7 separate regions of the Mus musculus genome follow, and all the other regions are linked to region 1. A link is a loop called in an ENCODE intact Hi-C map of the cell type or tissue named here. Cell type or tissue: left cerebral cortex. All regions are shown on one strand. Region 1 overlaps Adgrb3 (adhesion G protein-coupled receptor B3). Region 2 overlaps Adgrb3 (adhesion G protein-coupled receptor B3). Region 3 overlaps Lmbrd1 (LMBR1 domain containing 1). Region 4 overlaps Adgrb3 (adhesion G protein-coupled receptor B3). Region 5 overlaps Adgrb3 (adhesion G protein-coupled receptor B3). Region 6 overlaps Lmbrd1 (LMBR1 domain containing 1). Region 7 overlaps Adgrb3 (adhesion G protein-coupled receptor B3).

Region 1 (4,000 bases):
CTTCAGCCTCTTCCTGGCTGCCATTGCCCTCCACTTATTCTGTAACTTTTTTTCCCCTGGTGGTATTGCTCTTCCATACTTCCCATCCCCCTAATTTCAGCCAGCAGAGAAACAGCATTAAGCTGTCGAGGCTCCTCTGCCCATCCCCACCCCCTTTCCTCTTGCTGGCTCCACTTTCCTACAAAGCCTTGGCTACCATTAAAGAAAATTCTCCAACAACGTGTCAATTTTATATTGGCCACAAAGGCAACTTCTGTTGGGGGAGGGAGAGGAAAGAGGGACTGGAGCTTGGCTGTCCCTTTTCACAGACTGGGATCTTTGTGGAGATCAGAAAACATTTCCTGCATAAGAAATCAACACACTCTCCGGTTGCGGGGCTAGGGGACAAGCAAGAATATGTACTGGCTCTGTCCTCTAACAAATGGAGCATAGCTATTAACCTCCCAAGCAAAAGTCATTTTTCTCAAAATGTGCCATGCTTTCTTGCATGATTAAAAATATTCCACAATCTCAAATCTCCTGCTAGCTCCCTCTCTGAGGATGGGAAAAATCTAAGTCACTGATAGTTGGGAGTCTTCCTTTGCATTTCCATTGTACTGCTTTTTTCCCCCAATTATCTCATTTCTGAGACATCCCCCCCCCAGCACTCCCCCCCCCCCGCATGTTATCAGCAAAGGGAAAAGAAAGCAGCAAGGAAAGACTTGCAGGAGGGAACTCATAAAATGTGGATGCGCTTTTACTTCCCACCAAGCCCTCCCTTCTGCTGGTGACTTCAGAGGCAGAAAAGCCAGGGACTCTGGCTTCCAACCTCTTTTTCTTAGCCAGCCAAGGAGTGTGCACGGGGATTTACTGTACAAAATACTCTACACAAAAGTAAAGACCTGGGAGAAATTGGTCTCTCATAACTGCAGTGACAGGCAGTCACTGAGTCTATAAAGGGTTTCTGTTGTGTGCTTCCTGGAGTCAGGAAGAGAGAGGATAAGGCCCAGGAGAAAGAAAGAGGAAAGCATTTTCTGAACGTGGTCAGAAAGAAGTCTGCCTTTCCACTTTACATTTGGATCATATGTAGATTTCCTGACCTGGAGCCTGAATAAAAGCACACTTTTTCCTCCTTACCAACCCCCAACACAACTGAGGTCTCATTTCTATCTCTCTCTTCCCTTGAATACTCTACCCATACTTCTGTAGCACATTGCTAAGCAACCCATCTCCTCTGCTTGCCTCTAAAGTCATGAAGGCTGAAGCTCACTTTAGAGCCATGCAACAGAGAAGACCACATATTCAAGTCACTTCAAAGTTGACAGGATAAAGGAGCAAAGAGTAGGCTGAAGTAGTGAACCAGAAAGGGTTACTTCCATGCAAACCCTCCCCAGCCCCAGCCCCCACTCCCCCTGCCTCTGAGCACTTACCTTCTTTGGGTGGTCTCTTGGCCTCCCTGGTCAGATTGCAGACTTGAGTAGTTTGCAGCTCCTGAGTCAGGCAACCCTCCGTCTGCTCATTCAGGGGTAACACGACGTTATTTAACAGAACCAGGGACTGGTCATCTATTCCCCACTCTCCCAAGTGCTGGGGGCACGTGCATTTTGTGTACATAATTCCACAAGACTCGGTTCTCCCATTTTCGGATTTTAAGCAGCTTTCCAACCAAGTGCATAAGACATGGCAACCAAACTGGCTCGGGCTCACCTTGTTCAGTACCAAAAACTCAAAAAAAGATTTCTGATCCTCTTCGACTTTTTTCTGTAATCCTGGGAAATCAGTTGGAAATACCCGGCGTATCTGAATGAAATTTTTATCGTACTGTAGAAAAACAAAAGCATTCTTGGAACTGCAAAGTTGCATTATGGAATGGTTCTTTCTCAAAAGATCCTTTATTTTTTCATGGGAAAAATGATCAAACTGATAAGCCAGAAGGGAAAAGTTAGAGCAGCTAAGGTCCTTTTTGGAAAATTTCAGGTAAATGCTATATTTGGTTGGATCTGGATTTTCCAGTGTCCAGGTGCAGTTTGTAAAGTTTTTGGGAAACATTTCACTTACAGAATAGGATCCATAAATGACTCCCTTCACCAAAGTGGAACACCAGAAGTCTTGGGCAGCATTAAATCCAAACATAACCAGGAGATAGGTGGAAAATATATAAATCAGCAGGTTACGAACAGCCTTCATCCTATGTCATTTGGCCTGTAAGAATGGCAAAGGAAGTGAGACGCAAGCAGACGACCACAGGCATTGAAAAAACAAAACCCTTTCAATATTTCTGCCAGCTGTTTTCAAGAATTCCGTTTTTAAAAAAAAAGCCCTTTTTAAAAAAGAAGGGCAGGTGATTTTTATTTTATAACGCCAGGAAATTATCAGTTGCTGTGTGAAGAGCGCCCTCACGTGGTTGGTAGTGATGGACAAGTTCTCACCGTTCAATTTAAAAATAACATTTAATAGATTATTAATAGTTATGTCCTAATTCATCCACCAGGATTTCCTGCACATCCATTATCATTCTATCAAGTGAAGTGGGAAAGCATGGTGTTTTGTTCTGTTTTGTTTTGGAGTAGCAATAACCTGCATGTTAATTGCTGAGGTACTGACTTAAACTCCAGAACCTTCCCTCTCCCTCAGTCTTCTGCCTGCAGTAAACAGCAACACACGAAATCTAACCTGATAATCTGGAAGCAGCTGTCATCGCATTATTCCTTTCCTGTGGACTGTGAGAAGTAATCGTGGTAAATTACAGCCACAGCTTTAAAAGCAAAGACGATCATTCCTTCCAGATGGAATATCATCTCCCCAATGCCCCTACTTGCCTTTGCAGGGGCCACTGTGTGAACTGGTGAGACATTCCTGTGCAAAAAAAAAAAACCACTTGGGAATTCGTGGGGACGCGTCAGATTTTGAAGGAATCATCTGGGAGAGGGCATAGATGGGTAGATGGACCGGAAAGACCTGATGCTCGGCATCACCACTAAGTGTGAGATTCCAGGCAGTCATTTCATAGGCCGTGCCCTCCTGGGATGCATAAAGTGGATCGCTGTATTAGTATCTGTATCCAAAGGCAGTGTTGGGGGTGGGGGACCCCAGAACTGCAGCCACTGAGCTTGCCTAGGCTATGTTTCTCCAAATTATGGTGGTTTTAGTAAGAGTCATAGCTTATAAATTGGGATTTACACATAGTGCATGAAAAATCCTAGCATTGTGTTTGCTCCCTGGCCGACTTCAGTGGCCGAATTCCTGCCTTTCTAACAAGTGTTCCAGGTTGTTCTTCTTACATTGATTTTTGCCCCAGCTTTGCACAACCAAAGCATCCTTGATTATATTTACCTCTATAACTTATTAATCCCAATATAACTTAATTTTTTTCATCTTTAACCTTTAGAAAGTTATTCCTCAGAATGAATGACAATGCTTTTTGTTTTTGTTGTTGCTGTTCAGCCCTTAAGCTGATAAAAGTGATATCAAGTTCATTTTAAAAGGCTTTAAACTGAAGTCTCCTCCACCATTCTATACACAGAGACAGACAGACAGACAGACATAGAGACTGTTAAGAGTTTTCATGCCTTCTCTGTCTGGTCTTTGAACTAAAGCATACAACCTTCTTCTTTGCCATTGCATAACACAGCAACACATGCACTCCCAATCCAGTGACCAAAGTCCCTGAACAGATCTGCATTTCACAGAGTATGATTCAAACACTATGTCTTGACAGAGGCCAAAACAGCCCCAACTGTAAATCTCTACACAACAGCAGTTTAAAATAAACCCAGAGCTGATAGGACTATCAGAATAGCGTTTTCTCTTCCAAACACACAGCTCACTGAGTAATGCCTTTTCCAGTTGAAAATAAGTAAATAAATAAATAAATAAAGGTAATGATATTTTAGAGGTTACGTGTGTTTAAAAAAAATGGGAACAGTCTCGTGTGTGTGTGTGTGTGTGTGTGTGTGTGTGTGCACGCTGTAGCACTTTGCAGGCAATGCAGGTCTGCGCAGTGTTCTTCAGGATAGAGTGT
Region 2 (4,000 bases), 600 kb before region 1:
GGTACTCATTTCTGTAATTCTCAACTTCAGGACAGGTTTTAATAGATTCTTTAATGATTTCAGAAATTCCTAGAATTCTGTTTTAGTAAGTGACTATGCTGCATTTTCTGAAGTTTAGAAAACTTCATGTGGATAAACAAATATATCATATATTTACATTGGTTATTCTAAGTGTATGGGGGTGGGCAGGGAGGGTGGGGGAGGCGTGTAGCAGAAGGTGGAAATGGTACCTGAATAGAAATTGCTAAAAATGGAATTTATTTCTAAAGACTCCAATGGGTATCAATTATGAGGATATCAACTATAATTACCTAGTATTTTAGAAAATTCCTTCATTTATTTTAAAAAAAGACATGTCATTTATACAATTTAGGAAATGGTATTCTTCCAAGCCTGTCAGTTCCTTCTTACAGGACAACAGACTGATTGACTCTTGAATATAGAATCTTGTGTTTTCTACAGTATCATATCTACATTAGGTATTTTTCTATTTCCTCTCTTCCTGTATCAGTGTGGCCACTCTATAAGTATTATCCTGCCGGACAATATCACCACAAGCATGCAGAACTTCTTTCATGTACCTGGGTCACATTGTACACATATTTTCCTTTTTCACAAAGCATAAAAAACTTAATATTCTTGATACTTTAAATATCTTTCACAATTAACTCTTTTAAAAGAGTGAAAACCATAAAGGATAGTAATATTTTATTTAAATGTCAACATTAATCTAAATAAATATTCCTTGTTAAACAGTAATTGATTTTTAGTATTTCTACTGATCGTATAAAACCCTAAGTAAGTATAAAATACTTTGAGTTAGGCACATCAGCTCTTACAATGTTAAATATATCAAAAATTCTGGAAACAATAGGTAATTATCTGCATACTAATGTAATATTACATTTTAGACCATATTAATATTGACAATGGTTATAAAATGTTTAACTGTTAAATTATTATAAAATCCATTAAAAAGTTTGGCCATATTACACATATACATTGTCAATGCGTGAGTAGACACTAAATGTCACAGGCCAAGTTCTTACTAGCATCCTAAGAAATGCCAAAGAAGTTATCTAGAAAAATATTAAATCTCTACAGATTATTAAATAGATGCAATTGAATACATAGGAGAAGAAAAATTTCCAAACATTCCCCTTTCATATTTTTATGATGTTCTTTATCAAACTTGTCAAAAATCTGACTCATGGCAAACACTGAAGTAAGTGACCTTTTGTAGAGAACTTAGAAATTTTGTTATTGCTTTTCACATAAGAGAAGACTTTACTCCTTGGACCAGGCTCACACAAAGCATGCTTGGCACTTGAGAACTTGATACCCTATTCCTGTAGAGAGAGGATTGCAAGTGTACCAATTAAGTTCTGAGGTTCAACAGCAGCTGATATAAACATAATCCACACAGAGAAGAAACTTAAGAGAGAAGAGAGTTGTGTTTACATGTGAACTCATCAAAGTCTACAGTCATGTTCTAGAAGAAAAGTATGCATGCGTGTTTTGTTTATTAATCTTTATCACAGACAAATAAAAGACAGAAGATTAGATAAATATGGTTCATGTGTTCCAGTTCTAGCACAGAAATCTTAATTCTGTTATAAAAATTCTGGTTCTCATATATGATGAAGACAGTAGACATTTGTTCTTACAATCACTGTTCTAATGCAGAGAAACTGAGTTCTTTACCTCAGGTCTACCCACTAATTACATACCTCCATAGTGCTGCGTACACAACTGCTAGAGTTATCAAGGCCAGGCAGGAGAGGCCACTGCCTACTATGAGGGTAACTGAGGGGGTACCAGAGGATTCCATGACCTGTAAGTTGAGGGGGGGGGAAGAAAAGAAAAAGAAAATTTACATGAACAAAAAATAAAATTCTAGACTCAGAGAAAGTAAGTGATCACTCAGGAATAGCACAGATAGTTGTTATAGTTACCAGATACTTAACCACAGAACACTCAGTTCACACATCCTGAAGCTCTACAAGGACTAGCTCCCCCTTCCCTCACACTGTGAAGTAAGAAAGCCTTAGAGTTTCAAATGCTTGGTTACAGCCCATCACTTAGAGTTGTCTCCAAGACCCCAAGCTATAACGTAATCATCACTCATAGGTGAGACTTTGAGTGAAATCTGAAGCAGCATGTTCATTTGGTTTTTTTTTTTAACTAAGTACAGTTTAGTTATTTCTCCATATGATTCTTGGTGAGATTTATCTTGCTACTCCCATTTATAAATCCTTATGTTACCCAAATCTGGTGCACAGTTACTGAAAAATCTGAAACTTTCTGACTTTTGACAACTTTGTTCTGAGTCAAGAATTCTCACATGAAATTTCACTTGCTTGGCTTCCAAGTATACAGAAGAAAATAGGATGCTATGCTTAAGCCCTTCAATTATATTTCCCCCTATGAACAAAGTATGTGGAGATAATTTGCATAGTGCCACTATCAGTCCCTAAAACCATGACCTTGAAAAATAAGCTTATATCTTTAAAAACATATATAAACAGTACTAATACCCACTGGTCCAAATAGCTTCTTCCTTTCTTAGACAGTAGCATGACCATAACTAATGAATTCAGTTGGTTTTCATAAATTTTTATATTAGAAGTTTGAAGCAATACACTGTATGGTTAACTGTGTCACAAAATTTGTATCAAATTATTAGGTATACGTATCATTAAAATAAGCAAAAGTAGTGATACTTTTAGGCCAGATTCAGGCAGAAAGTCTTATATATCAGAGTATCTATTTGTCATTATTTTAATTTTCTGTAAAATTTTCTCAAAATACATTTGGTGAGAACATTATTTTTCTCTTAGACTGCTCTGTACAGCTCTTTCTTTCAGAAACTAATTTTTCTTTTCTTTCTTCCTTTGCAAAAATCTACATGCTTTTAAGGAATGATTTTACAGTTCCAAACAACCATGTCTCCATGAAAACTTAATTCGATTTAAAAATACACATGTATCCAAGGACACCCTCAGAAAACCTGTGCTGGAAATATCCAATGCAGATCTGCAATGTGTTCAGCTCTAGTGGCTGGGGTCTTCTTTCTACTCCTAACAGCATTGTCACAATTTCCCCTAGAACAGCATTCCAGTTTTAAAATAAACCTTGAGTTGGCAATTATTTTTATTTGAAAGTTTGCAGAATATTACTGATATCAGAGTAGATCTCCAAAACTATACTACAGAAATGCCAAGTTATAAGACATAAAATTGAGTAGGATTTAGTTATCGCACACCAACTAGAATTCAATTCGCCAAGCTACTGTAGCTGAGGAGAACAACCCGATTTTGCCACCCTGCAACCTTTTCTATTTCCCCCTTTGAAATGCAGTTCCCTGGAGAAACACTCGCCACAATGTCCCTGCCTTTGCATTAAAGCCGTGTTTTCCCTTTGTTACTTACTATTTCTCTAGGTTGCTGAGCCAAAATGGCGAAGGTAGAGAGCCGATCACATAAGCATTTCGTATGGGATGCATCGGTAAGCACAGTTTTACATCCCTGGGTGGACCACGTTCCCAAAGACTCGTTCCTGCAAAGGGGGTGGAGGGGAGATCGGGATAAATACGCCTGACAGCCAAGTCCGTAAAGAAGAAAATGCAGTTTAATTGAGAGAATCGCCTACTGTAATTCCCGTACAGGAAAAAAAAAATCTACTTGTTGTTGAACAGGACGTAATTTAGATGCATCTCCAGTAATGCAAAGCGAGAGTGGGAAAAAAGCAAGCAGGCGGTGGTGCGGCGTGCAGAGAGCTGTCCAGCGCCGGAGGTGCTGAAATCAGGACTAGCTCTGTCCAGCCCTCTGCGAGAAACAGCGGCGGCGGCAGCGGCACCAGCAGCCGCCGAGCGTTGGCAGACACTTGCTATGCTCATCGGATCGTTTCAAACACTCAGAGTGTAAAGAGGCTTTTCATATTTTCATACCAGCTCTGATTCCAGGCCCGTGGTTTGGACCGTGAATGCTGTCTTTTAAAA
Region 3 (4,000 bases), 1.1 Mb before region 1:
CTATGTATTAGAGAAAATTACAAAAAAAAACATGTTGCTAGGTTTTGTACTAACTTATTACTATATTAACTTGATTAGTCTGAAGTTGTAACTTATCACTTTGATAGAGTCTGACTAATTTGTTTTAATAACATACCTGTACACATGTAACTGGGGTAAAGAGAAGAACTCCGAGGCAATTGAGAGCCTGCTGAGGGCCACATGGGCACACCGCCTGGTGACCGGCTTTCCTTGTTCACTGACGCTCACTTGCCAGTCATTACTCCGAAGGGACACCAATTTGAACCTGAAAATTGTGTATTAGATGTCTGAGTAGCTCTATAAAAACATTTACACATCATCTGTTTCAGGCGTACGGCATGTCGGCATTACCTTTAAACCTAATCAAAGGCACTAGAAGCACTGCCTACGAGCGCCTGGAGAACACGGAGGACATCGAGGAAGTGGAGCAGCACATTCAGACGATTCGATCCAAGGTAAGCTCTGCCTCATCGCTGGAAGCGTGGCGTCACCCTGCCGTTGTGGTCCTTCAAGATGCTTCTCTGCCACTGGCAAACCTAGAACCCATTACATTATTTAAATTTCGTGCAACAAATGATTCAAGAATTATGTTATGTTTTCATTTTCTGAGAATACATAGGATGCTTATGACCAAGACATCTACCATTTTCAGTCACCCTGATTTTATGTGTAAGGTGTTTCATTGCCTCTGTTGAAGTCAAATTTTGGGTATTTGTTGAACAGTTTGAGGTTACGTTTAATCATGTGAGGTAATTGTATTTCTAAAACGTGATAACAGTTTTTCATCCCAAGTCTTTTTCAAATGTCACAGACACACAATTCTTTTTTAACAACTAGAAGGGCTTTTAACATCAGGTGGGCACACTGCTGTTGGCCAAGCAACTCCTGTGTTTTCTTTTTATCTGTTCACCTGGGCGGGGGGCACATGCCACAGCACACATGGAGAAGGAAAGGACAGCGTATGGGAGTCAGTTCCTGTTTCACCTTGTGAGTTGTGGGGCTGCCGTCAGGCCGTCAGGCTAACAGTGAGCACCCTTCCTCACTGAACCAAGCACTTGACAGTCCTGGAGCCGCTCCTGATTCAGAGTAGGAGACTGCCTGTTACCTGAGTGGGTCACACCTGACAGGACCTGGAGCCGCTCCTGATTCAGAGTAGGAGACTGCCTGTTACCTGAGTGGGTCAGCTCAGAGAACAGGCTTTCTCCCTTGACCTTTTCATTAAGTCCAAGGACCCCAGGCCATGTGGTGGTACTGGCTGTGTTTAAGGATAGTCTGATTTTCCTCAGTTAATTCTGGAATAGTCCTTGTAGACGTACCCCAAAGTGTGTCTTATCCAGGCTCTTTGTGCTTTCCTAATGCAGTAAATTCACGATGAAATTAATCATCAAAAGGCTAGCCTTTATAGATGCCCAAGAGATCACCATAACCCATAACATTCTACCCCCATGCCACACTATGAAATGCAGCTCGTCTATCTTTAAAAGTCCCAGTGCTGCTAAAATGCAAAGTCTTGGGGGAAGGGGCATGCTCTCTTCACCCGAGACCCTGTAAAGTAATAAAGCTGGCAGTTCTACCACACAGTGGCATACGCGTGAACTTCCCCATTGCAAAAAGGAAGAACAGGGAGATACAGGGAAAGAGGACAAACACCAAACCAGAAGTTCCGTGTTTGGCATCTAGGGCTCCTGGTAGCATCATCTGTGACAAGAGCTTGGCATGGCTCTGCTCTTCCGACTCTGTCACTGGTGGCACATGTGTGTGCCTTCGCTTCTGTTTTACTCCGCATCTCCAGCCTTCCCCAGCAGATGTCTCGCATCGCTGTCATCTCCAGGATCCCGAGGTTTCGATTTCAATTTAGGCTTTACCTTTACAACTTCATGAATAGCCTGCTCAGGAGCTCTCTGTAGAAATACCAACCCTGCTACTGTTACCTGGGCTCCGTGACTTCCTGAACCCTGCTGTAAGCCTCATAACCTACTCACTGATGCATCTTAAATTTTTCAGAACCACCATTATGAGTACAACACCTCCTTCTGATGCCAGATCAAGATACAGCCCAGTCCCCTGAACCACATATGCAGTGGCCTCTGTGTGTCTTTTTGACTACCTAGAAAAGCACTTCCTTTGGTGGCCATTTCCAAGCCCACAGGGAACCGTCCTGTCTTAGTCAGGGTTTCTATTCCTGTAGAAACATCATGACCAAGAAGCAAGTTTGGGAGGGAAAGATTTATTCAGCTTACACTTCTGCACTGCTGTTCATCACCAAAGGAAGTCAGGACTGGAACTCAAGCAGGTCAGGGAGCAGGAGCTGATGCAGAGGCCATGGAGGGATGTTCATTACTGGCTTGCTTCCCCTGGCTTGCTCAGCTTGCTTTCTTATAGAACCCAAGACTACCAGCCCAGGGATGGCACCACCCACAATGGACCCTCGCATCCTTGATCACTAATTTAGAAAATGCCTTACAGCTGGATCTCAGGGAGGCATTTCCTCAAGGGAGGCTCCTTTCTCTGTGTTAACTCCAGCCTGTGTCAAGTTGACACAAAACCAGACAGTACATGTCCTTTCAGGTATCATCTTTTCAAGTTTAAAATATTACTTGTTGAAATTCTCAGCAGGCAGAGACTTGCCTTCCAGCCCCTTTCCTACCACTTGGTGAGAGCCCATGATCTCTCTGCAGCGGTGCCGATCTCAGAAACACTTAAGGATGCTTATGTGTAGCGATCTGGCTCACAGCTTGGAGCTCCTTGTGCTCCTGTACTCCCCAGACTTTTTGTCTTTCCTGTCTTTCTGCTCCATACGCTCAGTATGAATCTCAGGTTGAGCAGTAGCCTTCCATAGATTGAAGGATATGCTGTCTGCAGGAACATGCACGGTCCGAGCTAGGTTCTTCTTAGAATCACTCTTCCCTCTGAATCCTCTGTAACCCTGATGCCCCGTCCCACACTGTGGCCTTCTGAGCTCCCTCTGATAAGCTATGCAAAAAGGGTGGTTGGTTTCAGGGTGCCGGGTACCACCGGGAAGACACATTTCTAACTGAGAGGCTCCTCTCAAGGGGTTCTCGGCTATTATCTTCATTTTGTCCTTTCAAATTGAGGCTACAGTGGCATGTGCTGTAGGTTGTGGGTTTTGTACCTTAATAGGAACAGTGCGGCACCCTCCTGTACTTGGCGTTTTGCATTTTTAAAATAGAGTCCTAAGTAAATATTTGTTCTTCTGCTAAAAGCAGAAAAATGTATGGTACATTCTTCATCCTTTCTGGGTTTGTTTTTATGGGATACTTTTATGAGTCATTATGCTCATATATCTTTAGCACATATTCGGAATACTGCAGAAACACATCAGGCAGGTCCATTTCAACACAGACCTTGGCCAGGCTGTGTCTGTTAAATGGCAGTATCTGTTGATGGAATTGTGGAATTTCCAACCTTACAGAGGTTGCTTGATCTGCTGAATCTGTGAGTATTTTGTTAAGACTTTAATGATTTGAAAGGAGGGAAGGAAAAACTTGATTTTGTTCTATTATTTGTAGAGCAAAGATGGTCGACCTTTGCCAGCGAGGGATAGACGTGCCTTAAAGCAATGTGAAGAAAGACTAAGAACGCTTAGGAAAAGAGAGCGGCACTTGGAATTCATTGAAAACAGCTGGTGGACGAAATTTTGTGGTGCCCTGCGCCCCCTGAAGGTAAATGGAGTTTTATAAAGTAGTTCAGTCAAATCTCTTGCAAGGCCTTCTGTAGCACCTCTCAGAGAGGTGAGTCTCCCTGCGCGGCAGTGCCATGACACTCTCGAGCCTGGGCTTTGGAGCTGAAGTAACCCAGGCTGCATCACAGCTCTCTGGCTGGTAGTCTGAACAAGGCCTGTAACATCAGAGACCCACGGACTCCTGTGCAGTGAGTCATTAGGAAATGCAAAGGGGAGGAAGGGAAAGTGACAGAAGAAGCCAGAACATATTCTGCAGGTCTGTGCTCTGGTTGTATG
Region 4 (4,000 bases), 130 kb before region 1:
TCAATTAAAAGTTTGTTTTAATTTGCCCATGGGTTTCAGGTAATCTAAGCGATTTGTGGACATACGTTTTATATCATGAATATTCCATAAGAAGTTGTCACAAATTCCTCCATAACTCAGTTATCAAAGTAATAAGCAGATCATGGACTTATGACTCAAGCAAGTTCTGGTCACAGCTATGCAACATTTAATCTTTCCTTCCATGAAGAAGGAATATTCAGGCCAACAGCCCTGTACAATTCTCAATTATGCATTTCTTAGGTATTGATTTTGATTATGTTAGGAAGTGATTCCTTCTTGTGTCTGGATATCCTTACGGTACTCAAAAGAATCCTCTCCCAGTAAAAAAGAATAAATCAAAAACCAAAAACCAACCAACCAAACAAACAAACAAAAACAGTTTGTAACCACTTTTTTTAATCTTTCTCCAGTTTAAAAAAACCAAACACAATCCCTTTCTATGATCAAACAAGACACTTCAACTTTAATGATGACATTTTCAAAGAAGTGGGAATAATTTTAGGGAAAACACTCTTCAATCTATTCTCAGGGAATTTGGTCTGCCTTCAAAATGTTTGTCCCACTCCACAGGCACGGTTCAAATGAGCAGACTTCTCACTACATCTTCTCTCTACTTCTTATTTCATCTTCCAGATGCAAAAATATCCAGCTATGCAGCATACATCATGGAAATGAATTCTGTACATCTCTGAGAAGTTGCAGTTGTGCCCCATATTAATAATAACAGTTCCTTTTGCTTGAAGTATTTGATTAACTTGGATGAATACGATAGGACATGGTACATCAGAAGCTTATTTTCTTTTTTTTAAGGACAAGATTGCCCGAGGCACAAACATTGCTCAAAAAGATCTTATTCCTTCTCATTGATTATTGGTGCTGGTTTTCTTCATGATCAGTAACATCAAATTACTTCTGAATACATCCTCCAATCTGAGCTCATGTTCCCCCATTAAAAGTGTCTGGCAATGGTGACAGGGTTTCCGAGGAAACAAGGCTGCAGCGGAGCCCAGAATGAGGCATCTGGAGGTATGGACACTCCATGTTACCTAGGCAGCATCATATAAGGGCAGCATGTGATTTTATTAAGTACTATAGGTAGCAGTGCATGAGCAGAATTCTATGGACTCAGACAGACTAAATGATTTGTAGATGGAGAAAGAAAAAAAGGAAATTACTGCATCTGTTTGAGCCTCTTGTTGTTACATTAGCTCCACTGTGATTTTCGTTAATTTCTTTAATAGTAGATGCTATCCACATATTATAAATCGATGAGGGATCTCTGCTTGGCTATGTGCCTGCCAATCAACCCCGAGTTACAAGCCCTGAAGCTCCTGAAGAATGGTTGCTATAATTGTTACCAATGTCTGTTTTCCTCATCTTCATTTGAGACAAGAAACAGAGCCTCTGATTTGCCCCTGCATTGCTCTATGGGAAACTTAATTAGAAATAAGATCATACATTTTGGTTAGGTCCAAACCAGAAATGCCTTCTTGGTTCCACCAGATGGCAGTTCTGTATCAACACAGGGATGGACGTGGAGGAGGTGGGGGGGGGGGGGAGCAGCACTTTGGACATAACAATGTAAAACTGTGATATTTCCTGCAAAGACGAAATTTAAAAAGGCTGCAGGTGGGTTCAGTAAGAAATAAAGTGTATGCCTTTTGTACAAACTCATTGCAAGTGTGATGAAAAATTTCAAAACTAAACAAAACAAAACAAAAACACTCAAGATTAGCTGAATAAACATTATATGATGACTAACATTATTTTGTAACAAAGCTATGGAAAATTGAAAACAAATCTATAAACATAAAATGTGTTCAGTTTTTGGTTGTAATAATCCTGTGCATAAAGTTTGTGTTCTAAATATATTTCTGGGAGCTGGAATTTTGGCTCAACAATTAAGAGTGTATACTGTTTTGGTCCAGAATCAAAATTTGCTTGCCAGAAACTGTGCTCCAGCACATCCTTTGCCCTCTTCTGGCCGCTATGGGCAACTGCAATCACATGTAAATATTTGCCACATAGGCACTTATAAACACAATTTAAAATCCATGCATACATACACACTCAAAGCATGCATACATACATAAATTAGATCAGATACACTGGTTTTCTTCTTTGTTGTTGAAGTTGCCTTGTCCCCATGGTTAAGAAAGGCGGGTAGAATTAAGGAAGAATATGGGTCTGCGTTTGAAGTGTGAACACAGGCAGTGTGAGATAGGAATTTTAAAGTCTAGTTTTATTTAGGGGCCCTTTATGTGATTTTTGGGTTTTTTGTTTTGTTTTGTTTTTTTGTTCTGTTTTCAACTGCAAGTGGTATATGAACATTTTCCATCTGTCTCCCATATCAGCATTTACTCCCGTTTCTTGGAGAAACCCAGTCCCGAGCGCTGTACACACCTTCTCTGTCAGTATCTTGGCTCTGCTGCAAGCCTCTGTCATTGGCTGTCAGGAAGTGATGCTAAGGAAGTAGATGTACTTTGGATGTCTGGCATGATGCCCATCACTCCTTGAAAGACCATGTGTAAAGCCATGAATAGGCAGATCTCACTTTAAAAAAAAAAAAAAACCTTCTGAAATGCAGTGAGTGGCATCATCAGACTGTTGGCTTAAGGAACGGCATGTTTGTAGAATATGTACATTAGGGTCTGTATGTTTTATTTGGGTTGATTTTGGTTCTTTTTTCCCCCTTGCTAATCATGGAGGTTTCCTTGTTGTTTTATATTGTTTGGTTTTGATTTTCAGTATGCTTCAGATTTCAGCTAAAGGAAGTGTAACAGCTTTCCCTGCACCATCCTCTCTTCTCAGTTGAGAATCAGTTGATTGATACATGGCTAGACATATTTTCTACAGACATGCTATCACATTGGATGCGCAGTAGTGAATTTCTATGTTCTCAAAGAAATAGCCATTGTTCCTATCCCCTTTGGCATGGTTACTGTTTTTCCAGCATCAAAGAAAGTACTATTCTTCTTTTCATCATTGATCACCATTTTCCATGTGTCCAAAGGCATTTGTTTTTGGATCTTGTGCTTTAAATCCCCCAGTCTTCTAGTTATTGCTAGTGAGTGATGCAAGCTTGTGCTTTCGTTTTCTGGTAGAAGATAATTTTATATGGCAACATCAGAGCAGAGAAATAATCTGTAATGGACATCCTAACAATTATTTCCAGAACTTGAAGGTAGGCATTTTTCCCATCTTGAATATAAAATCAACAGTCAATGCTTGAAGATATTTGATGATTAAATCAGAGTGTATGTGAACTGTAGTTAGCTAGTCTAACACAAAGCTGCCTGGTAGTAGTAACATGCTCTGTCATTAGGCTTTCCGAGATAAAAGCACACATATACAAGTGATCATGGGGCATGGTAGTGTATGCTGCACAGAGACAAAGGTATTAAGATACAAACAATCAAAAATCTACAGCTTACATTGCTTGTCCTGCAATATAGCACAATATAGACCTCAAGTTATAAATTTTGTCTAATCTAGGCTGTTTTGCAAGATTTTTTTCTGTTATATAGCAGCTAAATGGGTCACAGTATAATAATATTTTCTAGACTTTTCTTAACCCAAAGGCCATGTAGAATTGACCTAATTAAGGATCTTTAAAAAGCTTTGTAATTTTTCCACTAAAGTGGAAGAGTTTGTTCCGCTATGAAGTGCGACTGGGAGATCTCTCTTTGGTTACTGCATACAAAGGCTTTATAGGAAATCAAAAATTAACAGCGTTTGAGATAAAGGGTGAGCCATATCGATGACAGACTTTCAGTCTGCCTATGCACCATAATCCATAATATCATTTTTCTTACATTTGTTTACTTTCCATTATTCATAATTGCTTCTTTTAATTGGGCCAAGCTAGCTTCATTTAAACTTCCCCTGAGAGTGATGTTGGCAGAAATGATTGGCAGTTCCCTCTCCCACACGATGCCATCCTGAAAATGCAAATGTCAGTTAACAGGCTTCTCTCACC
Region 5 (4,000 bases), 190 kb before region 1:
GCTATCCCAAAAGTCCCTCATCCCCCCCCCCCACTCCCCTACCCACCCACTCCCACTTCTTGGCCCTGGAGTTCCCCTGTACTGAGGGATATAAAGTTTGCAAGACCAATGGGCCTCTCTTTCCACTGATGGCCGACTAGGCCATCCTCTGATACATTAAGTAATGAAAATTAAATTCTTATGTTTTTGTTAATTGACAATGGGAGAAAAAGAACTGTCTCTGTGAGATTAAGAAGTGCATGATAGCATCTATTTACTGTGCTGAAAGATTACAAAGGACTTTACTTCCATAAAGAGAAAGATTTCAGATACATTTAAAGACCACCCTAATGCAGCATAGTATATCTCCATAATGAATGATTGATGCTTTACTTTTTTTTGTTTTTTTTTTAATATTTTTTATTACATATTTTCCTCAATTACATTTCCAATGCTATCCCAAAAGTCCCCCATACCCTCCCCCACACTTCCCTACCCACCCATTCCAATTTTTTTGGCCCTGGCGTTTCCCTGTACTGGGCATATAAAGTTTGCGTGTCCAATGGGCCTCTCTTTCCAGTGATGGCCGACTAGGCCATCTTTTGATACATATCCAGCTAGAGTCAAGAGCTCCCAGGTACTGGTTAGTTCATAATGTTGTTCCACCGATAGGGTTGCAGATCTCTTTAGCTCCTTGGGTACTTTCTCTAGCTCCTCCATTGGGGGCCCTGTGATCCATCCAATAGCTGACTGTGAGCATGCACTTCTGTGTTTGCTAGGCCCCGGCCTAGTCTCACAAGAGACTGCTACATCTGGGTCCTTTCGATAAAATCTTGCTAGTGTATGCAATGGTGTCAGCATTTGGAAGCTGATTATGGGATTGATCCCTGGATATGGCAGTCTCTAGATGGTCCATCCTTTCATCTCAGCTCCAAACTTTGTCTCTGTAACTCCTTCCACAGGTGTTTTGTTCCCAATTCTAAGGAGGGGCATACTTTTTGACTCGGGAATTCATTCTGTAGAATGATTCTGTAACTGACACATTATTAATCAGCTTTTTGAGGGCTATGATTACCAATATTCCTAAACATGAGAGAGATTTTACCATTAATAAAAATCGATGCCGTGAATCAACCAACATAACTGCATCGGAAAGTTGATAATCAGGTAAACTAAGGGTTACCTGTGGGAAAATATTATAAAATGTATACACAGAACCTAGACTATCAACACAGAACCTTTTGTGTTAATGTGGTGAAGAGGTTCATAATGTCAGGATTTTCTTCACAAAATAAAATGAGTAGAAACAATTTAAGTGCTGAAAATATTTTCTAACAGCATTCATGTAAGATTGATGAATACAACAGTCAAATAAAAGATAAGGTTAGTAAGAAACGCAGCTGGAGATAAAAATGAATCAGATACACAGAGACAAAGCACATTCCGACCATAGCTATGAAAGACAACTAGTCTGAGATGTACGGGAAGAAAGTAAACAGGCCAGCAATATTTCTCTAGAATAGAAAGAAATGCTCCACAGAGCTCCTTGCAGGGCAGAAAGAAAACAGAGGAAGAAATGATGGTTAAGGTTCCAACAGTAGACAAACAAGGCACGGCTCCAGTGTTACATTACAAAATAGTATATTAATAATAGGAATTGTACAAGACAAACTCAATGGCAAAGTGAAACAACCATGTAAAACTAAAATTAAAGACTTCTAAGCAAAGATTGAGAACCCAATCCATTTTATATAGCAGTACATGATTAGATATATTAAAACCAGACTGGCTTGAATGAAAGTCAAGTAAGTTATATGAAGGATACCAGTGGGGTTTGTATACTGAGCTTTAGTTTTTTACTAATAAAAAGGATTAAAATGAAACAATCAAGTAGATGTGAAAATGATCTCAAGGGAATAAACCAAAAATAGAATTCACGTCCAAAAATTAGAGACTGCCCAAATGCAAGGAATGTATTTTAAACCTGCAATCATTCCCATATAAAGAATGAATCTACACATTAAAGGACGTACTACATTTCAAGTTAATCTGTTACTTAGTGGCCAGTTTTCATGCAGCCTATACAACCAACTGAACAACATGACTCACAGGATCCCTAGAAACACAAAGTAAAAGAATAATATCATACAGTTCCAATACTCAATGGAGGAAGATTGAGACTGTATCTGCCTATGGGGAAATGAACCAAAAATTCTATAAACATTCTACAAGGATAAGCCGTTTCTGTTTCCTGGTTACAGACACATATTCTCAACGAAACAACAGAGACCATACATTGTCTACAAGGTGTTTTGAGAAAAAAATTAAAAAGCTCAAATAATTATGAAAATCATCTAGTTAAAAGAAAAGTGAACAAATATGCGGGGACCCTGGGCTCACTGTGAAAGGAAGGGTGAAACTCCCCGAATCCAGGTCCATAGAGAAATACTACTAGAGGAAGCAAATCCTTACATTTCACATTTGAGCAATGTAAAATTGCTCTGCACTGTTCACACGACGAAACACACTTATGTAAAACAATGAGACAAACAGGGTTAGAATTGGATCAGGGAAGTGAAAAACTGACATTTATAAAATATTCTTGTAACCATCTCTCTTCTCTCATCTCTCATACCCTTATCTATCGTCTGTTACCCAGCTAGCTTCTCCGCCAGTTGTTGCTCTCATTTTTTCTCCCTTTAAAATTTTTTTTTCTTTTATTAGATATTTTCTTTATTTACATTTCAAAGGTTACACCCTTTCCCGGTTTCCCCTTTGAAAACCCCCTATCCCCTCCCCCCTGCTCACCAACCCACCCACTCCTGCTTCCTGGTCCTGGCATTCCCCTACACTGGAGCATTGAGCCTTCACAGGTCCAAGGGCCTCTCCTCCCGTTGATGTCCAAACAGGCCCTCCTCTGCTACATATGCGGCTGGAGCCGTGGGTACCTCCATGTGCACTTTTTGGTTGGTGGTTTAGTCCCTGGGAGCTCTGGGGGTACTGATTGGTTCATATTATTGTTCCTCCTATGGGGCTGCAAACCCCTTCAGCTCCTTCAGTCCTTTCTCTATCTCCTCCACTAGGGACCCTGTGCTCAGTCCAGTGGCTGGCTGAGAGCATCTACCTCTGTCAGGCACTCTCAGGAGCCTCTCAGGAGACAGTGTTTAACAGCTTGTTGTTTTCTGTATAACTCAAGTGAAACCGAAGTATCCAACTATTATCTAAAGTAGCATGCATGTTATCAGTTCCTCAAAATAAATCAAGCCTATGCCATCATGCATCCATCTACCTGTCCCCGTGTGCAAAGGTCTTGCTGTGGTTGTGAAGACATGGGTAGAGCTGTTGTGAGGAGAAATGCAAAGATGGTATTCAGCCAATTTTAACAGAGTGGCTTTAGAAAGAAGGCTCCACAATTTCATATTTAATTTTCAATATGATATACATTTTGAAAAGAACTAGAAATGTTTTCTCTAGGAATTAGAAGTAAATGTGCAACAAAGAACTCACCTCCCAGAGTTCAGGAGCTGAATTCAATTAAAGATTATTTACGAGTTTGCTCTGGGAAATTTAGGTATTAAACACTGATGCACATGAAGGTCAGCAAGTCATTATGGTTTTTTTTTTGTTGTTGTTGTTCTGGTTTGATTTTTCTTTTCTCTGATGCAGACCGAAGTGGAGATTGGCAGTGAACTTTTAAATTGTAAGTTTAAGTATGTAAGTTAGAGATAGACGTTTTCTTGGTCTCTCCTGTAAATTTCCTACAGAGCATCTTTAAAAATATTAAAAATTATGATTCGTTTCCACTGGTGACAATTTAGTTCAAGGACCTTTGAATTTTTCCTGTAGCCCTTTTGCACGATGGAAGACCGTTTCTCACCTGAAGATCAAAGCAAATATTATGCCTTCATACAACCTTGACAAACGCCTCCAATAGCTCAGTCATTCCCTAAGCTTTAGCACTTATGTATTTCTCAATAGTCATGCTGGCAGAGAAATCTGTGCTTTTTCCTCTTTCCTCGAA
Region 6 (4,000 bases), 1.1 Mb before region 1:
TAAAGGTAGAAAGGATTTAATTTTAACTGCAGCACCCAAGGTGGGAAATTATTTGACTCTGCATCTGAAGAATCAACTAAATGGAAATTATGTCTTATCCTAGAACTTACAGCTAATTTTTTATATTAAAATTACAGCCACTTCTTTACCAATCAAGTGTGTTTCTTATATATAGTATATATATAGTTTAGAAACTTAGTTGACCATTTAAATTTCACTTCCCTTTTGGCCCTTTACTCTGTCTTAAGCATTGGCTGTGTAACCTCACACAGCCAATGTAGGGAATGACAAACTCTCTGAGTTGAAAGGGATTTGCTACCTTTCAGATTTTAAAAATGAAACCTCTGGGGATATATACCTATGCAGATATTGTAAATTTTTTGGTGCCCCCAAGTGGGGAAATGTTGAATAAAGATCTTTCCATATGAAATATGGCCAGTGGTATGCTTAGTGACAAGGGTGCTAACTGCACACTCATCAGGGAAACATCAAAATGTCCTCCAGAGTTCTCAAGTTATAAGCATCTATTAGTTCTATGTACATTTGCTATAGATTAGTTATTAGTGGCCATTAGTTACCCTATGGTAGTTATTATATTTGTAGTAATAAATGTAGTACAATACTTCCTTTTATGCCATTGAGAACTAATAATGAACCATGTCTGGGACCTGCTGTGAAGCTGCTGACAACAAACACCATTGTGTGAATTTTCATGGTCTTGTTGCTTTCTGTCTTCCCGCCTGGAAGGCAGCAGTACTTAAGGAGAAAGGTACACCTCCATATACCTAGGTAGACATTGTGGAACAGCTTCTAAATGAGGCTCTTCCTTGTAAGGACACAGAACGCTCTATGCTGCTCTGCAGACAGCTGCCCCATTTTGTTGTCCTGGTGAATGTGAAGAGAGAGCTTTACTCTGTGTGCTTCTCTGTTCTCCTTCTCTGCTCCATGTGGATTGTTTGTCTCTGTGCCGTGCTGTAAGGCTAGCTTAGGTATGCAAGTGTCAGATAAGATGAACACTTTATACCAGTGATGTGTGTAACCCAATGGAAGGTGACTTCTCCGAAGCCAGGACTGAGTTTGTGATCATGCAGCGATGCTGCTGTGTCCTGACCTCTGCCCTGTCATCAGTGTTAGGACACAGTCAGCCTTCCCTGATGTCAAACATGAGAAAATGTATGTGTCCTTATGGGAAGGCTGGAGTGCTTGCAGTGAATTGACTCATTGGTTGTAACAACATGTGTGTCAGTGAATTAGAGGTTTTACAACGCGTGGGAAATGTTTGCTTATTCTATATGTGCCTGTTGTTGAACCTTAGCAAAAATCAAAGATTTTTGAGTTAGAAACATCATCCTAGAAAAATCTCCATTCTAAACTCATCAGTGAAATAAGATGGAAACACGTTTGAACTTTATAGATAATGTTTTTAAACATTTTGGTTGCTGATTTATTCTTGGAAGCAAAACAAAACAGCAACAAAAATTGGAGGCAATTAGGGCTAACCTAGAGGCTTTTAAAATTTACTCTCATTAGAGTTGTCAGTTTTCTAGAAATCCACTGGAGGGCAGTAGTAAGCAATAGAAGTGGTTTGTACATTTTTCCCCTCCCTGAACTATCAAGTTAAATTCAAAAGATTATTTAGAAACCTTAATATTTTAAAATGTTTATCTCAAGCTTATTAAAACCTAAACATTGTAGTTAATTTTCTTGATAATCATTGAAACGTAAACGTGCAATTCAGAAGCAAGCCAAATAGCCAGTGGTTATTGTCTTGTATTCAGAGACAGTTCCAAGAGGTCGGGTATCCTGGTGTCCCCTTAAAACAGGTTGTTATCACACAAATACTTTTCTTTTCTAATATACTTTGCATGAAGCTACTGAGTAGTTAGTTCGCTTCAGCTCTTTTAATAAACACCTCAGTGTATGTAAGATAATAAATAACTCCCATGTTAATGAAGAGCTCACTTGTCCTGAAGGTTTTTAATCAAGTCCTATCTTCATTGGCACATTATCAGCTTAGGAAATGTTCCCACAATAAGGACAGGAGAGAAAAGTGTTGGGTCCTGACCTGAACACATCAAACAGTCTCTGCTCTTGTGACTCCACATAGCCTAGAAGCCTGATGATCCAAGGCTGGCAGACCAGGAATGTTAACCACACACTGTTATTTATTATAAGCAAAGCACATTTGCAAATCTGGGGAAGTTTCTCGGACATGGTATAATTAAGCTGAGACTTGAAGTGCATTGAAATTTTCTAATGAGGCAGGCAGGCAGTGGCATTCTGGGAGGGCACTGCATGTATTACAGAACACTCCACCACAGCTTGAAGTGGTTCACTAGAGGGTTTTAAGTGTGGTGAGCAATTGGGGGACAGATGAGGTTAACAAGACGATAGGGATGCAAGATGACTACGAGAACGGTCAGTAGCCTGGCCCACAGTAAACAATTAGTAAAACTCCTTTTTAGCACAATCTTAAATGATATATATACATATACACATATACATATTATATGTATGCGCACATATATACATACATATATGTATGCATGTATATATATGTGTATATTAAGAATGGGTGGATGAGTAGAAGCACTCTAGCTATAGCAGCTGTGGGTACTGTGTACTGTTCCCCTCCCTATCTCCTGCATTCACCCTAGAACCACTTTCCCTGAATCCTGTCCTGTGAGAGGATTTCGAGTGATATCCTCATGACTCCTGGAGATATTAATTAGAAGATAATAGTCTGAAATGGGTATTGGAGCGAGATCACTTTGAGCAGCATTGAAGATGGATTTGGACTAAGTCCGACCAGCAGAACAGTGAGTTAAATGAACACACCCTGGGCTTGGACAGTAGACTGAATCCAGAGTATGTCCCAGATACTAACTAAAGCCGTAGGTTCCCAGTGAAACAGTGCTGGAGTTAACACGCTAAAGAATTCACAGCTTTCCTGCACAGAATGGGGAGCCCAGCCTCGTGCCCCTTCCTAACTCCCGGGGAGACTGAGTCAGGTGCCCTGGTGGTGTAATTAGAAGAATACAGAGACAGCCGGCCACCTTCCTGGTGAGAGCACGGGGGTCTGCCTGGCCTGAGAGGTTTGTGGCACAGGCGCCGGCGGGAGCCTTCTTGGCTCCGGGACTCCGCGGAGGGCAGGCTGCACGGGTGACCGTGTGGAATACAGAGTGTCAGCCGTTTCTGGGACGGGCGAGAGTCGCAGAGCTTCTGGGCGGCGCCATCTTCAGCTCCAGACAGCCGGCCACCTTCCTGGTGAGAGCACGGGGGTCTGCCAGGCCTGAGAGGTTTGTGGCACAGGCGCCGGCGGGAGCCTTCTTGGCTCCGGGACTCCGCGGAGGGCAGGCTGCACGGGTGACCGTGTGGAATACAGAGTGCCAGCCGTTTCTGGGACGGGCGAGAGTCGCAGAGCTTCTGGGTGGCGCCATCTTCAGCTCCAGACAACCAGCCACCTTCCCGGCAAGAGCCACAGAGCTTCTGAGGCAGCGCCATCCTCAGCTCCAGACGGCCGGCCTCCTTCCGGACAAGAGCCACAGAGCTTCTCAGGCGGCGACATCTTCGACTCCAGACAACTGGCCACCTTCCTGGCCAAAGCAACACAGCTTCTGGGAAAGATCCTGTTTTGGGCCTTCACCTTCAGCCAGGAGGAGGTCCAAACACCAGATAACTGTACACCTTCCCTGAAAGAGGAGAGCTTGCCTACAGAGACTGCTCTGACCACTGAAACTCAGAGAAGAGAGCTTGTCTCCCACGCCTGCTGATAGAGGGTAACAAAATCAACAGAGGAACAATCTCTTAACAAAGACAACTATAACAACTAACTCCAGAGATTGCCAGATGGCGAAAGGTAAACGTAAGAATCCTACTAACAGAAGCCAGGACCACTCACCATCATCAGAACCCAGAACGCCCACTTCGCCCAATCCAGGACACCCTAACACACCTGAAAAGGTAGACCTGGATTTAAAAGCATATCTCATGATGATGG
Region 7 (4,000 bases), 320 kb before region 1:
TCATGAAAACTAGTTGGCAGAGACCATTGGGGAAGCCGATGGAATGACCCTGTGATGGCTTCGGGGGCGATGACTGGACAACTGGAGCATTCAGAGTACGCTCAGGAGGGAACTAAATGAGCAATGAAGAGGACACCGCCTTCAAGGACTTAAGGAGCCACGCTATGCGTGCTGCATGAGCTGAAGAACTCGGTGAAAGATGCTAGCTCAGTGCTTAAAACCCCCTCGTGTCTTTGCAGGCATGGGAGGACAAAGGTAAGTGTGTTCACTATGATGAAAGGGTGCACGGAGCAACTTTAATCTATAATGACTCTAATTGCTTTCCAACGCATTAGCAGCACAGAATTAATGGTCATACCAAGATATCGTACACTCGGGTTCCCCCTCCCCCATCTTCTTCATCTCATACCTAAAAATAGTATCTCTTCCATCCCTTTTATTATTGTTTTTTGATAGAGGGACATACATAGGCAAGTCTTAATTCACAAGGTTCACACAGGTAGCATACAAAAAAATGTAATAAGAATCGCTTATCGCAAGCTCAGGTTTTGTTCAGAGCTTGGGTTTAAATATACCACCTTAGGTTCTGATAATAACTGGATGTGTTCAGGTCCCTCAAAGGCAAACTGCTGGTATGGTCCCACCCTCAGCACTCTCTCCCTCGGGTATTTGAGTTAGGGCTGTAGTACACCGGGCATTGTTTCCGGACATAGGGCTTCCATGTTCTTTCTCCGGCTTCCTCACTTCTTCCATCCAGGCAGCCCTTGGAGTGAGCCTCTAGGCCTCCGTGGTGGATTTGGAATCTCTCTACTCCCATAGCCACTTCCTGTGAGCCCTTTCCTCTGCACCATAGGGATGGCTCCAGGCCTCTTTGGTTTAGTCTCACTTTCCTTAAATCTGTTCTCTAAGCCTTAATTGTAGCACTTAAAATATAACACATTTCCTCTGTGCTTAAGTTACGATTTCTCACTCACTGAGCTGCTCTCAGTGCCCCAACCAGTGAATATACAAATTTAGTATTTCTCATAGTGGACTGTGTGCACACATTTGGCTATGCAAGTACCATTTCCAAGACAGAACTTTTTCTGGATGCTAAAATTGCTTTGCTTACTTCTTTTGTCTACTAAAATGAACTTCACTGGTGCTTAGCATATAGTAGGTGCCCAAAATACACATGTTGAATCATTTCCAGTGAGCAAAAGCACCCATGTAGAAATTTCTGAAATGATTGAAGAGACCTTTACTTTTATTATTTAATGCAGTGGTCGTTGACCAGATTTGCCCATGAATTCCAAAATAAAAAATGCTCTGGGTGGGTATGAGGACTGTATTTCAAATTGTATTTAATTTTATTTAGCACAAATTTAGGTAGTTACCATTTTGGGCACTATTGTTGATAGATGATTATTGTATTTATGTAAACCCACTCCCAAATGATTATAGCATACTTTAAAATGGGAAATTATAGATAGTGTGAAAGCCCACACAATTTGTGTATATTACATACTAGAAGATTATATAAAATAACTCATCCCTTTTGAAGTGTTCTGACGAGTTTGTCTAACAAGATGATCACATTTGAATGTGTTTTGTCTCGTCTGTACACCTGAGGTCTCTTCCATTTTGCTTTTATTTATTGGCCGACATTTATTACATCGTTTGTCTCTGCTCTTTTCAATGCTTTTCTACCTTTTTTCTTTCCACTGAGGTTCCACTGAGGACCTCTGAGGTACATTTCATAAAATGTATTACTATAGCAATTTTCTGGTTTCGTCCTCATATAAGCCATTGGTGGAGTAATTTTGCACACCGAGATGCTTTCTGTCCTTGCAGTGGTCTCAGAAACTTTTTTTTCATTTAGTATTATAGGAAAATCCACATGACTTTGTGCCCTTCCCCACAGTCCACTATGTGGTCAGAATGTCTGGTCGTTGCACATATTAACCACTAGATGGCAATGGTGGGCTAGGAGGGACAATTGTTTTAATTTTGGATCTGTCTCAGACACTGATGTTCAAAATCAAGGAGGGTAGCTGTAGCAACTATCAGCTGGGGGAAAGGGGTGTCAATACTTAATATTTTGAAAATACATACTACTTAGGGGAAAGCAGAACTTCTTATTTTCAAGTAAGTGTGATAGTGCTTACATCGGACTGCGATAAAATCCTTGGGTCAAGGCTCCCGCAGCTCAGCTTCCATGCTCTTAGCTCTTACTGTTCTCCATGGCTACATGGGTCTCCTGACTGTTCTTGTCTAGTACTCCAGCCAGGCTCTCACATCGCAGCTCATACCACGGTCGCTCCTGTCTTGGCTGTCCTTCCTCATTGTCCTCGGACTGCTGCACTGATCATATCACCACCATTTCTAACTCAGACCTCACCAGCTCAGTCACTTCCCCATATCCCTATCTCTGCTGTCCCACTTGTCTATCACCTTGATATGCTAACTAAATATGTATAAATAAATATTCCCCTAGTTCATTCATTTGTCTGTTCTGGCTAGATCTGGTTCTTTAATAGTGTGATTTTCTGAGATTACAAAGATTGAGAGTTATTCATCAAAATACAGATGGCCTTTGTGTACTCATGCATGTGCGTGCTCGTGTGTGTGTATGTGTGTGTGTGTGTGTGTGTGTGTTAACATGTGAAATGTGATATGACAGCATTCATTCTACTTAGCAGCAGAAAGAGGCTGGCTCCTCTAGTCACATTAAATTTTAGTCCAAATGTTTTCAGGATGGCAGGTATTGACTTAGGGTTTTTACAGCTTACTAAAAGCCTGTGGACTCCTGGGTAGGATATCCTGATGTGATCTGCACATGTCCTAAGTAGGGTAAGGATAAAGTTACTTTAGAACTGTTTCTTGGTGCATCTACAAAACTCAGTTACAGACAGGCCTAGAGATTAATCAGTCTATAATCAGTTAAACCAAACAAATGGAACTATTCCAATGCATTTTAAGACAAGGGAGGGGGAGGGGAGGGACTATGGTTATTCTGTTTTGCTGCTCTATAAATTATTGAAGTCTTGGATTAATTGCATTTTATTGGAGACAGAAACCCAGTGCCTGAGTGACAGAAAAGAAAGGGGGCAGAGTCTAGCATTTGCAGGTCTGATAATAATGCCAAAACAAAATTGTCTTCGAAGATGACTTGACCTTCTTTGATGGTTATATTTTAATGGAGTTAAATAAATCTATCTGTATTCAAATCAAAATCAAAAGGGCCTTGGACACTGTAACGTCAATGTATTTCCTTCTACTTTAGTTGTTCTTCTGGAATCCACTCATGCAACAAACACTCCACTTACTGGAAGACCCAGGGGGCAAAGACAATAAGGTACAATGGCATTTTAGTTCCCTTTCTATAGCTGTGATAAAATATACCCAGCGAAAGCAAGTCAGGGCACAGAAGGATTTATTTGGCTTATGCTTCTAAGTCATAGTTCATCACTGAGAGAAGTCAGGGTAGGAACCCAAGCCAGAATGTCAAGGCACAGATGACAGAGTTATGCTGCTTTGCTGGCTCTCTCTCACATGCTCTGCCTATGCGTGGGTAGCTTCCCTATACAGCCCTAGACCAACTGTGTGGCAATGCTGCTGTTTGCAGTGTGTAATTCCTATATCAATTTACAATCAAGACATTTCCCTGCAGCTATGGTCACAGGCCAATCTGGTCCACGTGAACCCTCAATTCAGATTCCCTCTTTAGGTGAACTCTAGGCTGTGTCAAGTTCACAGTTAAAGCATGAGGGCACTCTGAGAACTTAGGCAGTTTCAGAGTAGATAAAGAGTTGGGTATAAGTAGTCATGTATTAGAGAGATCAGTGAATTCAGGAGAAGGGCCCATAAATAAGATTATCATGAAATAATGATTAATATAACTGCTTTGATGGAGTTTAATCATGGGCAATTTGTTATACTGTGAATTCTATACTTGAACTTTGGAGACTAGAGTGAAGGAAATGAGACTTAAGGCCAAAAGGCCTGGAGTATGTCCCTG

Evidence for each region. Hi-C counts contacts between places; a loop is a spot of excess contacts. Peaks named below come from ENCODE experiments on the same cell type or tissue, not always from the same donor. Only the 100,000 strongest peaks of a DNase experiment are listed, where the experiment ranks them.
Region 2: a loop joins it to region 1, with 4 times the contacts of the local background. A loop is called at or near these places in 2 of 42 quality-filtered maps.
Region 3: a loop joins it to region 1, with 9 times the contacts of the local background. A loop is called at or near these places in 2 of 42 quality-filtered maps.
Region 4: it touches region 1 in a loop (4-fold over the local background); 5 of 42 quality-filtered maps call a loop at or near these places.
Region 5: a loop joins it to region 1, with 2.7 times the contacts of the local background. A loop is called at or near these places in 2 of 42 quality-filtered maps.
Region 6: a loop joins it to region 1, with 4 times the contacts of the local background. A loop is called at or near these places in 2 of 42 quality-filtered maps.
Region 7: a loop joins it to region 1, with 6 times the contacts of the local background. A loop is called at or near these places in 12 of 42 quality-filtered maps.

The regions. Positions count from the first base shown.
Region 1 is chr1:25,824,595-25,828,594 of GRCm38, forward strand. It overlaps Adgrb3 (adhesion G protein-coupled receptor B3), which reads right to left. Exons shown (of 31, transcript NM_175642.4): 2 at 1,410-2,181. The coding sequence starts at 2,166. Among named protein-coding and RNA genes, the nearest start is that of Adgrb3, 3.1 kb to the right of the region's middle. In left cerebral cortex, a CTCF peak has its summit at 2,380 (motif pointing left); DNase peaks (open chromatin) are centred at 257, 930, 1,201, 1,535 and 4 more places; H3K4me3 peaks cover 3,899 bases; H3K27ac peaks cover 3,572 bases.
Region 2 is chr1:25,224,990-25,228,989 of GRCm38, forward strand. Adgrb3 (adhesion G protein-coupled receptor B3) reads right to left here. Exons shown (of 31, transcript NM_175642.4): 17 at 3,432-3,558; 18 at 1,731-1,834. Among named protein-coding and RNA genes, the nearest start is that of Gm20172, 51 kb to the right of the region's middle. In left cerebral cortex, CTCF peaks have their summits at 2,027 and 3,313; DNase peaks (open chromatin) are centred at 1,991, 3,074 and 3,815; H3K4me3 peaks cover 2,753 bases; H3K27ac peaks cover 1,626 bases.
Region 3 is chr1:24,728,196-24,732,195 of GRCm38, forward strand. Lmbrd1 (LMBR1 domain containing 1) reads left to right here. Exons shown (of 16, transcript NM_026719.2): 8 at 351-476; 9 at 3,552-3,704. Among named protein-coding and RNA genes, the nearest start is that of Lmbrd1, 52 kb to the left of the region's middle. In left cerebral cortex, a CTCF peak has its summit at 1,799; DNase peaks (open chromatin) are centred at 1,845 and 2,129.
Region 4 is chr1:25,694,928-25,698,927 of GRCm38, forward strand. The region is part of intron 2 of Adgrb3 (adhesion G protein-coupled receptor B3); the gene reads right to left. Among named protein-coding and RNA genes, the nearest start is that of Adgrb3, 130 kb to the right of the region's middle. In left cerebral cortex, CTCF peaks have their summits at 1,477 (motif pointing right) and 2,004 (motif pointing left); DNase peaks (open chromatin) are centred at 2,061, 2,480 and 3,979.
Region 5 is chr1:25,633,140-25,637,139 of GRCm38, forward strand. All of the region lies in intron 2 of Adgrb3 (adhesion G protein-coupled receptor B3), which reads right to left. Among named protein-coding and RNA genes, the nearest start is that of Gm25294, 180 kb to the left of the region's middle. In left cerebral cortex, no CTCF peak of the experiment used is centred here; no DNase peak of the experiment used is centred here.
Region 6 is chr1:24,718,268-24,722,267 of GRCm38, forward strand. The region is part of intron 7 of Lmbrd1 (LMBR1 domain containing 1); the gene reads left to right. Among named protein-coding and RNA genes, the nearest start is that of Lmbrd1, 42 kb to the left of the region's middle. In left cerebral cortex, CTCF peaks have their summits at 387 (motif pointing left) and 1,543 (motif pointing right); DNase peaks (open chromatin) are centred at 403 and 1,585.
Region 7 is chr1:25,508,561-25,512,560 of GRCm38, forward strand. The region is part of intron 7 of Adgrb3 (adhesion G protein-coupled receptor B3); the gene reads right to left. Among named protein-coding and RNA genes, the nearest start is that of Gm25294, 59 kb to the left of the region's middle. In left cerebral cortex, a CTCF peak has its summit at 1,944 (motif pointing right); DNase peaks (open chromatin) are centred at 1,012, 1,966 and 3,565.